2 separate regions of the Homo sapiens genome follow, and region 2 is linked to region 1. Evidence: chromatin contacts called from ENCODE Hi-C or POLR2A ChIA-PET data. All regions are on one chromosome and are shown on one strand. The core of a region is the stretch at or near the end of the contact, and the rest is flanking DNA. Distances in the headings are between cores, read along the strand shown.

Region 1 (6,319 bases), core at 2,824-5,323:
CCTTTTCACGGTGCCAAAGGTGCTGAGCTACCTGCCATTGTGGAAAGGCCCCGGTTTTGTTTCCGTACTTTGTATATGCTCAAAACCAAGCCTCACATTGCGCCTAGAGGCAATCTCCCTCCAACTCTTGAGTTCTTGGAAATGTCCTATCTGTGACCTCAGCAATACAGTTAAAAGTACATTCATTATAATTTATCTGGCATCTGGGTGTTTTGTGGTCACGAAAAGATTTTCAGCCTGCCATTTCTATGGCACATTCCGTTTCCACCAACATAGTGCTCTTGTGGAGGGCTGACAGTCCCATGACTGAGATCTTGTCATTGTTCTAGGTGGGCAGATTGCAGTGCAGCCCAGAAAGGTTTGCAGTTGGCACCACCTGCACCAAAGATCATACAGCCAACCCCTACGCCATAGGCTAGCCCTTCTCCTCGTCTCCAGATCTAGTAACCAGTCCCTCTCCCCTTGCATTCTAGGGGATTGTGAAGCTAGTGGTCCCAACGAGCCTCTTGGGCAAGGCTGTTCAGGAGAGGCGGGTCTCAGGGAGAGAGCACAGATGGGTATCTGAGTGACAGAAGTGAGGCCTCAGCTCACCAGCTGGTAAACCGGACTGGCAGCCTGAAATTCCACACACAGGTGTGCCTGCACCAGCCTTAGGGCCACGGAAAGTACCACCCAGGGGCTGCTGGAGGCAACACAAGCTGTTGGGCTTTTAGGGAGAGTAGTTTGTACAGATTTCAAGGATCCAAGAAATGTTCAGTATCAAAAACCCCCACTTTGGAAAATTATCCTAGGGAAATAAATAATGCGAAGAAAGAGTATGCATAGAAGATGTATGCCACACTGGAAAACGCGAAAGCGATCCAATTGCCCAACAGAAGGTGAAGGGTTAAAAAAAATTATGGCCTCAATTAAATGATGCAACCATTTAGCAAATAAATTAAATTGGAAGGCAACAGTAAAATTACCTGTGATTTAACATCAGTGTCATAAGGACATAAGTGAATATTTGACAAGTCCAGGTATGTTTGTTAACATTTGTGTTAAAATTTTACAAGAAAATACATGTTACTAGAAAATATATCCACAAGTCCACCACCCTGTTCAGGCAGGACAGATGGTCAGATTCTCTGTGGTTCATTTTTCCTTATTACAAGATAATTTGGCCGGGTGCAGTGGCTCATGCTTGTAGTCCCAGGACTTTGGCGGGGGCGAGGCAGGCAGATCGCTTGAGCCCGGGAGTTTGAGGCCAGCCTGGGCAACATGGTGAAACCCTGTCTCTATAGAAAATACAAAAAATCAGCCAGGCGTGGTAGCCCATGCCTGTAGTTCCAGTTACTTAGGAGGCTGAGGTGGGAGGATTGCCTGAGTCTGGGAGGTGGAGGCTGCACTGAGCTGTGATCGTGCCACTGCATTCCAGCCTGGGCAACAGAGACCCTGCCCCCTCCCCACAAAACAAAACGAAACACCACTTAAAAGAAATAACGGGGAGTGTCTGGAAGCTGTTGTTGGCCCTTGACCGCAGGCCCACTGGTGGGCTCCAGCAGCCAGCCTGGTTGGGCCTGGTCCCCACAGGGCACTGACCAGTTGGTGCAGCTGGCTTTCCAGAGAGGCCAGTTCCAGGCACATGGGGTGCAGACACCCCCTGCTTCATGCCCTTGGATGCTCTTCAGGCCACGACTAGAACCAGTTGAGGCCCCTCTCTCCCTCTTCCTCAAGGATTTGGGAATTAGGGTGAGGGGACACCTCCTAGTGTAGGGACCACCTTTCCTCCCGGTCCCATTCCAGCTTGAGGCAGAAAAGGAATATAGCCTTTTTATTGACTACTTTAAGTAGAACAAACTAAATACATATTTAACAGTTTTGGTTCATTTATACAGTACATTAAATAAGTTATGCACAGAGTTAGGTAACAAAAATTCCTATCAGAGTAAAATGACAAAGCACAGAAAAACCAGATTCTAATGCATTCTGTGGGTGGTGTCACATTCATCATCCCCCTTTAAAAACCACGCGTGGAGGCTTCGTTTTCTATTTATTTACATTATTGGCTTTCTTTTGTGAGCGGAGCCTTTGTAGCCTCGTCAGGAAGTTGGAAAGCCACGTTAAGGGGACTGAAGGCCTCTTGGCGCAGCAGCCCTTTCAATCATTCGCCTAATGCTTATTGCTGCTTCTCTGCCGACTCCAAGGTAGGGATGGGGCTGTCCCCAACAGACACCAGCGCACATGCCCTATTTGGTATAAGCATCACTGAGTGTACACTGGGCAGCCGTAGGCTCGACCAGATGGGGTCTGTGAGGGAAGCTCCACCTCAGGGGCTGTGGAGGGGGAGGAGGGGACACAAGGCCCGCCCCTCAGGCCTCCTAACCTTCTCTTAGCTCACGATGGAAAAGGTCACCTGCACCATCATCTTTGGAAATGAGCACGTCGATGCCCGAGGAAAGAGGCAGGTAGTCAACGTTTTGGTTTCACAAGAACTACAGACACTCCAGAGTTGGAAGGGCCCTGCGGAGCCGCTGGCACAGCCCCCACCGCAATCTGGGCAGGGCTGCTCTCGACAGCTGGCCATCTGGCCCGTGCTGGAACAGTCCATGCTCCGCTGGCTATTCTTCCGTTTGGTTCAGACACGCTACCACCCAGTTTTCTGCAAACAGCTTAAAAAAAAAAATCTAAGGAAGTTGGTTTGGTCTACTGACCTGGGAGCCTGGAAACCTTGTTTCTAGTTCAGTTCTGAAGAAAGCCTCCAAGAAGTGTTCTATTTTCAGTGATTTATTCAATTCTACAGTTTCCAGGACAGATGGCCATCCGGTCATTCTGTTTTCATTTTGAAGAGCTCACTACCGTACAATTCCAGCTGTGCTGAACCTTCAAACGCACTTGTTGCGATATCCTCTAGAACTACCCAGAATGATGTCTATACCCTTTGCAAGCAGGTGACAAGCCGAGGCTTACTAACTCTGGGACAGGGCTGTACAAAGTAAAGCATGGGTTTTCTGTCTGGAAGCTGAAGATGTCAAGTTGACACTAAGCAGTGATGAACTCCTGGTGACCTTCTGGCCCAAATGGGCAAAGGAAATCCACGCTGCAGAGAGCGGGCAGCAGCCAAGGCCAGGTGTGGACTTGTGGTGGCAAGATGTGTCCTGTTTCCAGACAGACATTTCTAACCCAGCACTGCCCTAGAAATAATCTACGCAATCGGTGACCCCACGGTCACCCAACCGTGCCTGAGCGGATCTGCTAGAGCACCAGCCCTGGAGCTGCAGGGCCCCCCAGTGTGGAGTGCCCCCACCTCCCGAAGTGGACTGCCTAGGCCTAGGCTTAAACAACTTCTTGAGTCACCTTCCCCACTGGATGAGTCAGGCACGGTGCAGGCAAGTGGGGACAAAAAGGACAAGCAAAGACGTGAAACCCAGCCCTCAAGAAACTCTGGGGACATCTGGCATCTTTGGTCTTCTCTGGTCCCTGCAATCATTCCTCACTTGGCCGACCATAATGTCCCACAACTCATCAGTGTTCCTTGGCGGGTGGTGCTGAGCACTGGTCTCACCCTAGACATGTCTGGCTGATGGCCAGTCACATGTTGCATCTCTTTTTAGTTTCTAGGTTTCTGAAGAGCCTGCGCTTGACTGATACCTTCTGTACCACCATGCCAGCTCCTCTTTGCCTTTTATGTCACTGCAAATATGAACTGTAGAGGTCAGTCCTCTAAGCAGGCTGAATTTCCACTCCCCACCTGGTAGCTGAGGTGCTGTCAGCAGAGGCTGGGAACCACGCAAGGAACCTGGATTCGCTCCTGCGCCTCTAGCTGCCTACCCCGCCCCAATGGTGCTCCTCCTCCTGACCAGAGAGTTGGAGAATTTCAGAAAGGGATTCTTGAAATGTGAATAGAAGGTCCTGGGCAGAGGCCCTCGTGACTTCTGTGTGAAACTGACCAGAATTAACACAGCAGAAGGTTTGCAAACTGAGCTTCAGTGTGGAATACTGCCCAGGTTTGCAGATCAGCCTCTGGGCAGCACGAGCAGGGTGGAAGAGCATTACAAAGATTCAGAAAACGAAACTGTCACAGCAACCACAGCCCACAAGAGCAGGCCAGGCTCTGCACACCAAACCTAAGCCTTAGCCACAGAAATGGGCATCGAGCCCTAATAAATATTATTTTGTTGGTTTTGGCTCCTTATTCCAACCAGTAAAAGCATGAGCTACCCTGGCTAGTTTTATGGCCACTGGAGATTTTAAAAACCTGCTCAAGACCGGACACAGTGGCTCATGCCTGTAATCCTGGCACTTTGGGAGGCCAAGGTGGGGGGATCACCTGAGGTCCGGGGTTTGAGACCAGCCTGACCAACAAGGAGAAACCCCGTCTCTACTAAAAATACAAAATTAGTTGGGCGTGGTGGCGCATGCCTGTAATCCCAGCTACTCAGAAGGCTGAGGCAGGAGACTCGCTTGAACCTGGGAGGCAGAGGTTACCGTGAGCCGAGATTGCGCGATTGCACTCCAGCCTGGGAGACAAGAGAGAAACTCCCGTCTCAAAACAAACAAACAAACAAAATAACAATAAAAAACCTGCTTAAGGTGTTAATCCAACAAATCCATGAAAAACTAGTAAGCTGTTGTAATGGCTCTGTGACCTGTGAGACAGCCATGTCTCATGCAAATGTGGCCCTGTCCGGGGTACTGACTCCGTCCCCCTTAGAGTTCCCCACCAAGGACTGTGGCTTAAGGAGGCAGATGGGGTCGGGGGATACCCATGTATTAGGCTGACTGGAAAACTGTGGGGCTTATGTGTTCCACAGCAAAGGAACATGATTCTCTGCTGTTGTTTCACTGGTCACACCTTACTTTAGGCAATGGAAATCTAGGCATTTTAAAGGTGTCGTGCACTAGATTTCTTTGTAAGACTGAAAATGCTTGGTTAGAGTAAATTAGGGACTTGAAATTCTTTAATTTTGCCTTTTTTTTTTTTTTTTTGAGACAGAGTTTTGCTCTGTTGCCCAGGCTGGAGTGCAGTGGTGGAATCTCGGCTCACTGCAACCTCTGGCTCACAGGTTCAAGAGATTCTCTTGCCTCAGCCTCCTGAGTAGCTAGGATTACAGGTGTGTGCCACCACACCCGGCTGATTTTTCTATTTTTTTTTTATTAGAGACAGGGTTTCACCATGTTGGCCAGGTTGGTCTTGAATTCCTGACCTCAAGTGATCTGCCTGCCTCGGTCTCTCAAAGTGCTGGGATTACAGGAGTGAGCCACTGCGCCCAGCCAGGACTTGAAATTCTTACAGTAAGATGTACCTGTATCCAAGGAGAAGGCTACCTGTGTGGATCCCTTTTCCTTTATGGTACTGACAACTTTTATTTTAGACTCTGGTCAGTGCACAGAAGGTGGAGATTTAAACTTGTGCTTCAAAGGCCAGCTGGAGCAGGGCCAATTAAACTTACTCCAACTGATTTCTGGGTGTGAGAGGATGCCAGAGGCTCAAAGATGGAGAGCAGGAGGGGTCGGGGTCCTCAGACTCCCATCAAAACCAAAAAGACAGGCCGGGCATGGTGGCTCACGCTTGTAATCCCTGCACTTTGGGAGGCCAAGGCAGGTCACCTGAGGTCAGGAGTTCGAGATCAGCCTGGCCAACATGGTGAAACCCTGTCTCTACTAAAAATACAAAAATTAGCTGGGCGTGGTGGTGGGCGCCTGTAATCTCAGCTACTCGGGAGGCTGAGGCAGGAGAATTGCTTGAACCTGGAAGGCAGAGGTTGCAGTGAGCCAAGATCATGCCACTGCACTCCAGCCTGGGCAACAGAGTGAGACTTTGTGTTAAAAAACCACCACAACAACAAAAAACAAAACCCAAAAAGACAGGGAAGAATGTGGGAGGCAGTTCCTAACATTCTGAAAGGGATATGAGTGATGTCCCATTTGAAAATGGGAAGCTAGGAAGAAAAATTGATCAGCTTTTCCCAAAATGGTTCACATTTCATAAAACCTTTCTGATGAGCTCAAGGAGGGACGCTATCAGATAACACAAGAGAAGGAAACAGAAGTTGTGTGCCTGATGATAAATCAACATAGTAGATATAATGACCTGTAACTATGAGGTCTGAAGAATTCTTTGAGGTCCAGGAGGGCTTTTCAGATGAGACCAGGCCTTGACAGTGGGGGCAAGTCCTACCAACCTGCACAGCACATCCAGCAGGACAACTGTGGCTCAGCAGGTGCCAAATGGAGCCCATGGGCAGAAGATGCCCACAGCGTTCCAGATGTGTGTGGTCTGAGAGATAAAAGGACACAGAACAAGATGACTGTGCAAATAGCCAAGTGGTGGCAGAAG
Region 2 (6,319 bases), core at 1,450-3,949, 73 kb before region 1:
CCAGCTTGGGCGACAGAGCGAGACTCCGTCTCAAAAAAAAAAAAAAAAAAGATGGACTTTCGCTCTGGTTGCCCAGGCTGGAGTGCAGCGGCGCGATCTCAGCTTACTGCAACCTCTGCCTCCCGGGTTCAAGCGATTCTCCTGCTTCAGCCTCCTGAGTAGCTGGGATTACAGGCACGTGCCACCACGCCCGGCTAATTTTGTATTTTTAGTAGAGACAGGATTTCTCTGTGTTGGTCAGGCTCGTCTCGAACTCCGACCCCAGGTGACCCACCCACCTCACCCTCCCAAAGTGCTGGGATTAAAGGCGTGAGCCACCGTGCCCGGCCACATTCCTCATACTTTTAAGCACTTCAGTTTGACACAGGGTCTCAGTCACCCAGGCTGGAGTCCAGTGGCGTGATCACCGCTCACCGCAGTGTTGACCTCTCCAGGCTCAGGTGATCCTCCCGCACCTGTAGTTGGGACTACAGGTGTGTGCCACCAGGCCTGGCTAATTTTTGTATTTTTAGTAGAGATGGGTTTTCGCCATGTTGCCCAGGCTGGTCTTGAACTCCTGGGCTCAAGAGATCCACCCACCTTGGCTTCCCAAAGTGCCGGGATTACAGGCGTGAGCTACCTACCGCACCTGGCAGAGCTTCAGTGTTTTTTTGTTTTTGTTTTTGTTTTTTAATTTTTTAGAGACGGGGTTTCACCATGTTGGTCAGGGGTGGTCTCGAACTCCTGGCTTCAAGTGATCCGCCCGCCTCGGCTTCCCAAAGTGCTGGGATTACAGGCATGAGCCACTGTGCCCAGCCAAGGAACTTCAGTGTTTTTAAGAGGATATTTTAATATATTATCTAACATAGTCATTATCTTCAGAGGAAGGATGAACTGAATAAAGTAGCCTACCATCACAAAAGAAAAATCCCGGACAACCCAGTTTCAGTGACAAAATAGGCCCAGCACAACTCCCTCCTTCATTGACCTCTGAAATTGTCCCCTGACACTGAGCAAATAACATCACTGGTAAATACCATATGGCCCAAGTACCAGGGGACACCCTCACAAGTCACAGCCACCACTCAGTGTGTAGCTGTTATTCAGTGACAACTCCACATAGTGACATCATATGTTAATGTCACCCATCAATGCTCTCAGAGATGACAACCCAAAACTATGTGTTGCTTAAACAAGCAAGTGTTGAGTACCCACCATGTGCCTAGTGTTGGGGTTACAGCAGAAAACAAGACAAATAAGATTTCTTCCTTCATAGAATTTACAGTTTGATAAGGGCAATGGACAATGAACACATAGTAAACAAGTCTAAAGTGTCAAAAGTTCTATAAAAAAAAAAAACACATAAGAACCAGGGTGGCCGGGCACGATGGCTCACATTTGTAATTCCAGCACTTTGGGAGGCCGAGGCGGGCGGATCACAAGGTCGGGAGTTTGGACTAGCCTGGCCAATATGGTGAAACCCCGTCTTTACTAAAAATACAAAAATTAGCCGGGCGTGGTGGCATGCACCTGTAGTCCTAGCTCCTCAGGAGGCTGAGGCAGAAGAATCCCTTGAACCTGGGAGGCAGAAGTTGAAGTGAGCTGAGATCACACTACTGCGCTCCAGCCTGGGTGATAGATCCGAGACTCAGTCTAAAAAAAAAAAAAAAAAAAAAAGAGCCAGGGTAATGAGTCAGAGTGGACAGTGCTACTTCAAATTGGATGTCTCAGAAAGTCTCTCTGATGAAGTGGCATTTGAGCTGAAACCTGAAGGATGAGAAGAAGCCCATCATGGGAAGAGCCCAGGATGGCGAATATCAAGCAGGGAACCAGCAAGTGCAAAGGCCCTGAGGTAGAAGGGTTCTTGGCCCAAGGAACAGAAAGGAGGCTGTTTGGCTGGGAAGCAGTGAGGTGGCAAGTGCTGGAACGTGGGGTCAGAGGGAGAGGCACGGACCAGATCACAGGAGGTCTTCTCTCTTGGGCCTTGGGGAGGAGTTTGGATTCTAAGAATAAGTGGACGCCGGCTGGGTTCACGCCTGTAATCCCAGCACTTTGGAAGGCCGAGGCAGGTGGATCACCTGAGGTCAGGAGAGCAGCCTGGCCAACATGGTGAAACCCCGTCTCTACTAAAAATACAAAAAAATTTGCCAGGCATGGTGGTGGGTGCCTGTAGTCCCAGCTACTCAGGAGGCTGAGGCAGGAGAACTGCTTGAACCCTGGGGGGTGGAGGTTGCAGTGAGCCGAGATCGCGCCACTGCACTCCAGCCTGGGTGACAGAGCGAGGCTGCATCTCAAAACATACATACGTACATGGAAGCCATTGAGGGGCCATGTGACTGACACTCTGGGAAGATCGCTATGGTAAAGGATATCCCAGTCAGAACTATCTCGCATAAAGATGGGGCCCTGCTCCTCCCTGTATCATCACCTGTCGCCCATCCCATCTCTAAGCAGGGCCACTCCTCATTCAGGAGCCCTCCTTCCAAGTACACGCCTCCTTCCAAACCCACTCGTGAACCCAACATGGCCCAAGGGAAAGTGCCTTCTGATTGGACAAATCGTGTGTGACCTTGGGCGGAGCCCACTGTGATTGGCTACAAGCTTTCCTTTCTCTTCCAGTCAGACAACTATTTCGATGAGTGCTATTGTCCCATGAGACAAGTACGCTCTCTGATTGGTCTTCCATGCATGAGTGACGCAGAAACAGCCTATAGACGCCACGAGTCGGCGGCGCTACCGAGGGGCTGTGGGCGCGCAGCTGGAACCTCCGGCTGTCAGTGCGCTTACAGTTCCTAACCCCGACCCTGCGCGCAGCCCGCACTATGGCAGCCCCGCCGCAGCTAAGGGCTCTGCTCGTAGTCGTCAACGCACTGCTGCGCAAGCGCCGCTACCACGCTGCGTTGGCCGTGCTTAAGGGCTTCCGGAACGGGGCTGTGTGAGTGGGGCCGTCGGGCCGGGCTGGGGCTGAGGGATGTCCTGCCTGGGGTCAGAGGCGCGAGTTCGAAGTCCGATGCCGCGGTGCTGTTTGCCCTGGAGCAGTCCTCGTGTGTCTCTAAGTCTCGGAGGTCACCATCTGTGCAATGGGAGCTGGATTTTGGCTTGCGCGCCTTCCCAGCTCTGAACTGGGGCTCCCACTGCACATTTTCTGGGTCTTCCAACCTTTGCAGCCTGGCCCTCTTGCTTTGACTCCTCCCATGCCAGCTTCTGTATCCCCTCATTTGGGTTCAGTTCACCTCACCTCTCTGTGTGCCTTTGGGCCTCAACGGCCCCATCTGCACAATGGGGAACTGGACTCTGGCCTCTAGCTGGCAGGCGGATGCCTCCTGTCTATTCTGTCCCCATGAAGCTTGCCCATGGGCTTGCATCCTGCTTCTCACTTCTCACCTGTAGGACTCCAGCGCTAAGTCCCGTTCGGCTCAGGGGGCTCCTGGGACGTGACAATGAATGTAAAAGAAGCTGCAACTATCCTGGCATCTTACCTGCAAGAGAGGTCTTGGGGTCATTGCCCTGGCTGGTGCCTAGAGGGGAGCTCAGTCTCCTTTAAACCTAGTGCATAACAGCCACCATTTATTGAGGGCCTACAGTGCCAGAACCGGGGACAAAGCAGAGAACAAACCAGAGAAAGTGGTTTGTGTCCCCCAGAATTGGCATCCTAGTGGCAACGTGGGATGGTGGGAAGGATGTGGATGCCTTGGCTTGAACCCTGGCCCCACCTACCCGTGTGATCTGGAGGAAGTCATTTAGCCTCTCTAAGCCTCAATATCTGTAAAATGGGCATGGTACTAGTACTTATACTATCAGGATTGAGTCAATATGTGTGAAATGCTTAGCACAGGCTGGCCACGGTGGCTCACACCTGTAATCCTAGCACTTTGGGAGGCCGAGGCAGGCGGATTATCTGAGGTCAGGAGTTCGAGACTAGCCTGGCCAACATGGCAAAACCCCGTTTCTACCAAAAATACAAAAATTAGCCGGGTGTAGTGTCACATGCCTGTAGTCCCGGCTACATGGGAGGCTGAGGCAGGAGAACCGCTTGAACCCAGGAGGTGGAGGTTGCAGTGAGCTGAGATTGTGCCACTGCACTCCAGCCTGGGTGACAGAGTGAAACTCCATCTCAAAAGGAAAAAAAAGAAAGTTTCATGAGGCCATAACTTTATCTATTTTGTTCCTTGGTGTATTACTAGCACCTGGTATTTAGTAGTTTCTGAAATATTTATTGAATGAATGAATAAGTGTGCAAGATCAGAATTGCCATTGTCCCCATTTTCCAGATGAAAAGGCTGTAGCTCAGAGGTAGACCCATTGCTCGTGGCCACAGCACTTGGTCACGGTTGGAGCCGGGATTCAAACCCAAGGATGCCTGGCACCAGTGCCAGGCTCTTGGCTCCCATGGACACTCAAGAGTCAGGTAGAACTGGTTCCCACTGGGTCTGGCCAAGGGCATATCCTTGATGTGCCCTGAGATAACATCAGTAACCCTTTTGCCAAGTTTTTTTTTTTTTTTTTTTTTTTTTTTTTTGAGATGGAGTGTCGCTCTGTTGCCCAGGCTGGAGTGCAGTGGCGCAATCTCGGCTCACTGCAAGCTCCGTCTCCCAGGTTCACACCATTCTCCTGCCTCAGCCTCCTGAGTAGCTGGGACTACAGGCACCCACCACCACGCCCGGCTAATTTTTTTGTATTTTTAGTAGAGACAGGGTTTCACCGTGTTAGCCAGGATGGGCTCGATCTCCTGACCTCGTGATCGGCCTGTCTCGGCCTCCCATTGTGCTGGGATTACAGGCGTGAGCCACCACACCCAGCCTTGGACACAGGTTTGATTCCAGTCTTTTGTTTTTTCAAACAAGCCTGCAGTGAACATTCATGTATATTTGGGGAGACAATAGTATGTGGCTCATGACCATTGTCTCAAGGAGGCTGTCAGGATTTTTAGACCTTGTAGCCTGGTAAGACCAGGGTTGGGTACCTGGAGAACTTAGGGATAGGGGTAGGGGTGGAGGTGTCCAATAAAGAAGAGTAAGAAAAGAAGAGACACTAATATTGATTGACCTAGGAACTTTTATATGTGCGTAACTGCCAAAAGCCATTCTGTAAAATGGAGAATACCTTTTGTTGATGGGAAAAGGGAGGTTCAGAGAGGTTAACTAATTTATCCAAGCTCACATAGCAAAACATGGCAGGGCTTTGGCCCAAATACCACTGTCTTTCTACTATTCATCTGAGTATAGTTAAAACAATGAAAGTAAACATGGTCTTGTTCACGTCATTCCTAGATCCCTAAATGAGGAGGGGAAAGGAAGGGTGGGGGAAGAGGTTTGAATCTTAAAAAGAGGCAATTATGTAACAATTATGTAACATTTAAAATATTTAATAATTTTTTTTTTTTTTTTTTTGAGACGGAGTCTCGCTCTGTCGCCCAGGCTGGAGTGCAGTGGCGCGATCTCGGCTCACTGCAAGCTCCGCCTCCCGGGTTCACGCCATTCTCCTGCCTCAGCCTCCCAAGTAGCTGGGACTACAGGCGCCCGCCACTACGCCCGGCTAATTTTTTGTATTTTTAGTAGAGACGGGGTTTCACCGTTTTAGCCGGGATGGTCTCAATCTCCTGACCTCGTGATCCGCCCGCCTCGGCCTCCCAAAGTGCTGGGATTACAGGCGTGAGCCACCGCGCCCGGCCTAAAATATTTAATAATTTTAAAAGCAGTACTTAATCATAGATAATTCTGGAAGTCTAGAAAAGTTTAAAAAGCAAGCAAAAATAAATTATATCTATTATATATTCCTCCAGTGCAGTGGGCATTGCTAATAACAGTGGCATATTTCCTTCCAGTTTTTTATTTTATTTTATTTTTGTTTTTGAGACAGAGTCTTAGTCTGCTGCCCAGGCTGGAGTACAGTGGCACGATCTTAACTCGCTGCAGCCTCTGCCTCCTGGGTTCAAGAGATTCTCCTGCCTCAGCCTCCCGAGTAGCTGGGATTACAGGTGCCTGCCACCACACCCAGCTAATTTTTGTAGTATTTTTAGTAGAGACAGGGTTTCACCATGTTGTCCAGGTTGGTCTCAAACTCCTGACCTCAAATGATCTGCCCACTTCAGCTTCCCAAAGTGCCAGCCTTTTTATAAATGCATTTTTACAAAGTTGAGGTCCTTCTTTGTATAATAGTTAGAAAGAGGTACATTTTGAATAGGTACAGTGTTACCTAACAGCTGTTTTAGGGAATCTGTTAACTTTAAGATGAGCTAAGCTGAAGACAGAACCTTCTAGAAATGACATTGTCATGGGTAAGGGGTGTTCTGGCATCGGTCAGTCAACAGTTATTTATCAAGCACATGTTATATGTCAGG

What was found. A loop is a pair of places that touch in the nucleus more often than their neighbours do. ChIA-PET counts read pairs that join two places held with the same protein, here RNA polymerase II (POLR2A). Pooled maps may share reads with other maps.
Region 2: a loop to region 1 is called in a pooled map, with 2.3 times the contacts of the local background. The contact joins the promoter of PXMP4 here to the enhancer-like site in region 1. A Hi-C loop is called at or near these places in 1 of 168 maps with a recorded cell type or tissue (breast epithelium) and 8 of 50 pooled maps. POLR2A ChIA-PET finds 5 or more read pairs at or near these places in 6 of 52 experiments (Caco-2, MCF 10A, OCI-LY7 and 3 more).

What each region holds. Positions count from the first base shown.
Region 1 is chr20:33,645,510-33,651,828 of GRCh38, reverse strand. CBFA2T2 (CBFA2/RUNX1 partner transcriptional co-repressor 2) reads right to left here. Exons shown (of 11, transcript NM_001032999.3): 11 at 1,799-6,319. Among named protein-coding and RNA genes, the nearest start is that of C20orf144, 14 kb to the left of the region's middle. Within about 2 kb of position 4,073, at least 8 of the 41 ENCODE cell types and tissues checked have a DNase peak (open chromatin) inside an H3K27ac peak, as active enhancers do.
Region 2 is chr20:33,716,690-33,723,008 of GRCh38, reverse strand. PXMP4 (peroxisomal membrane protein 4) reads left to right here and starts at 2,699. Exons shown (of 4, transcript NM_007238.5): 1 at 2,699-2,914. The coding sequence starts at 2,802. RefSeq lists an enhancer at 3,103-3,152.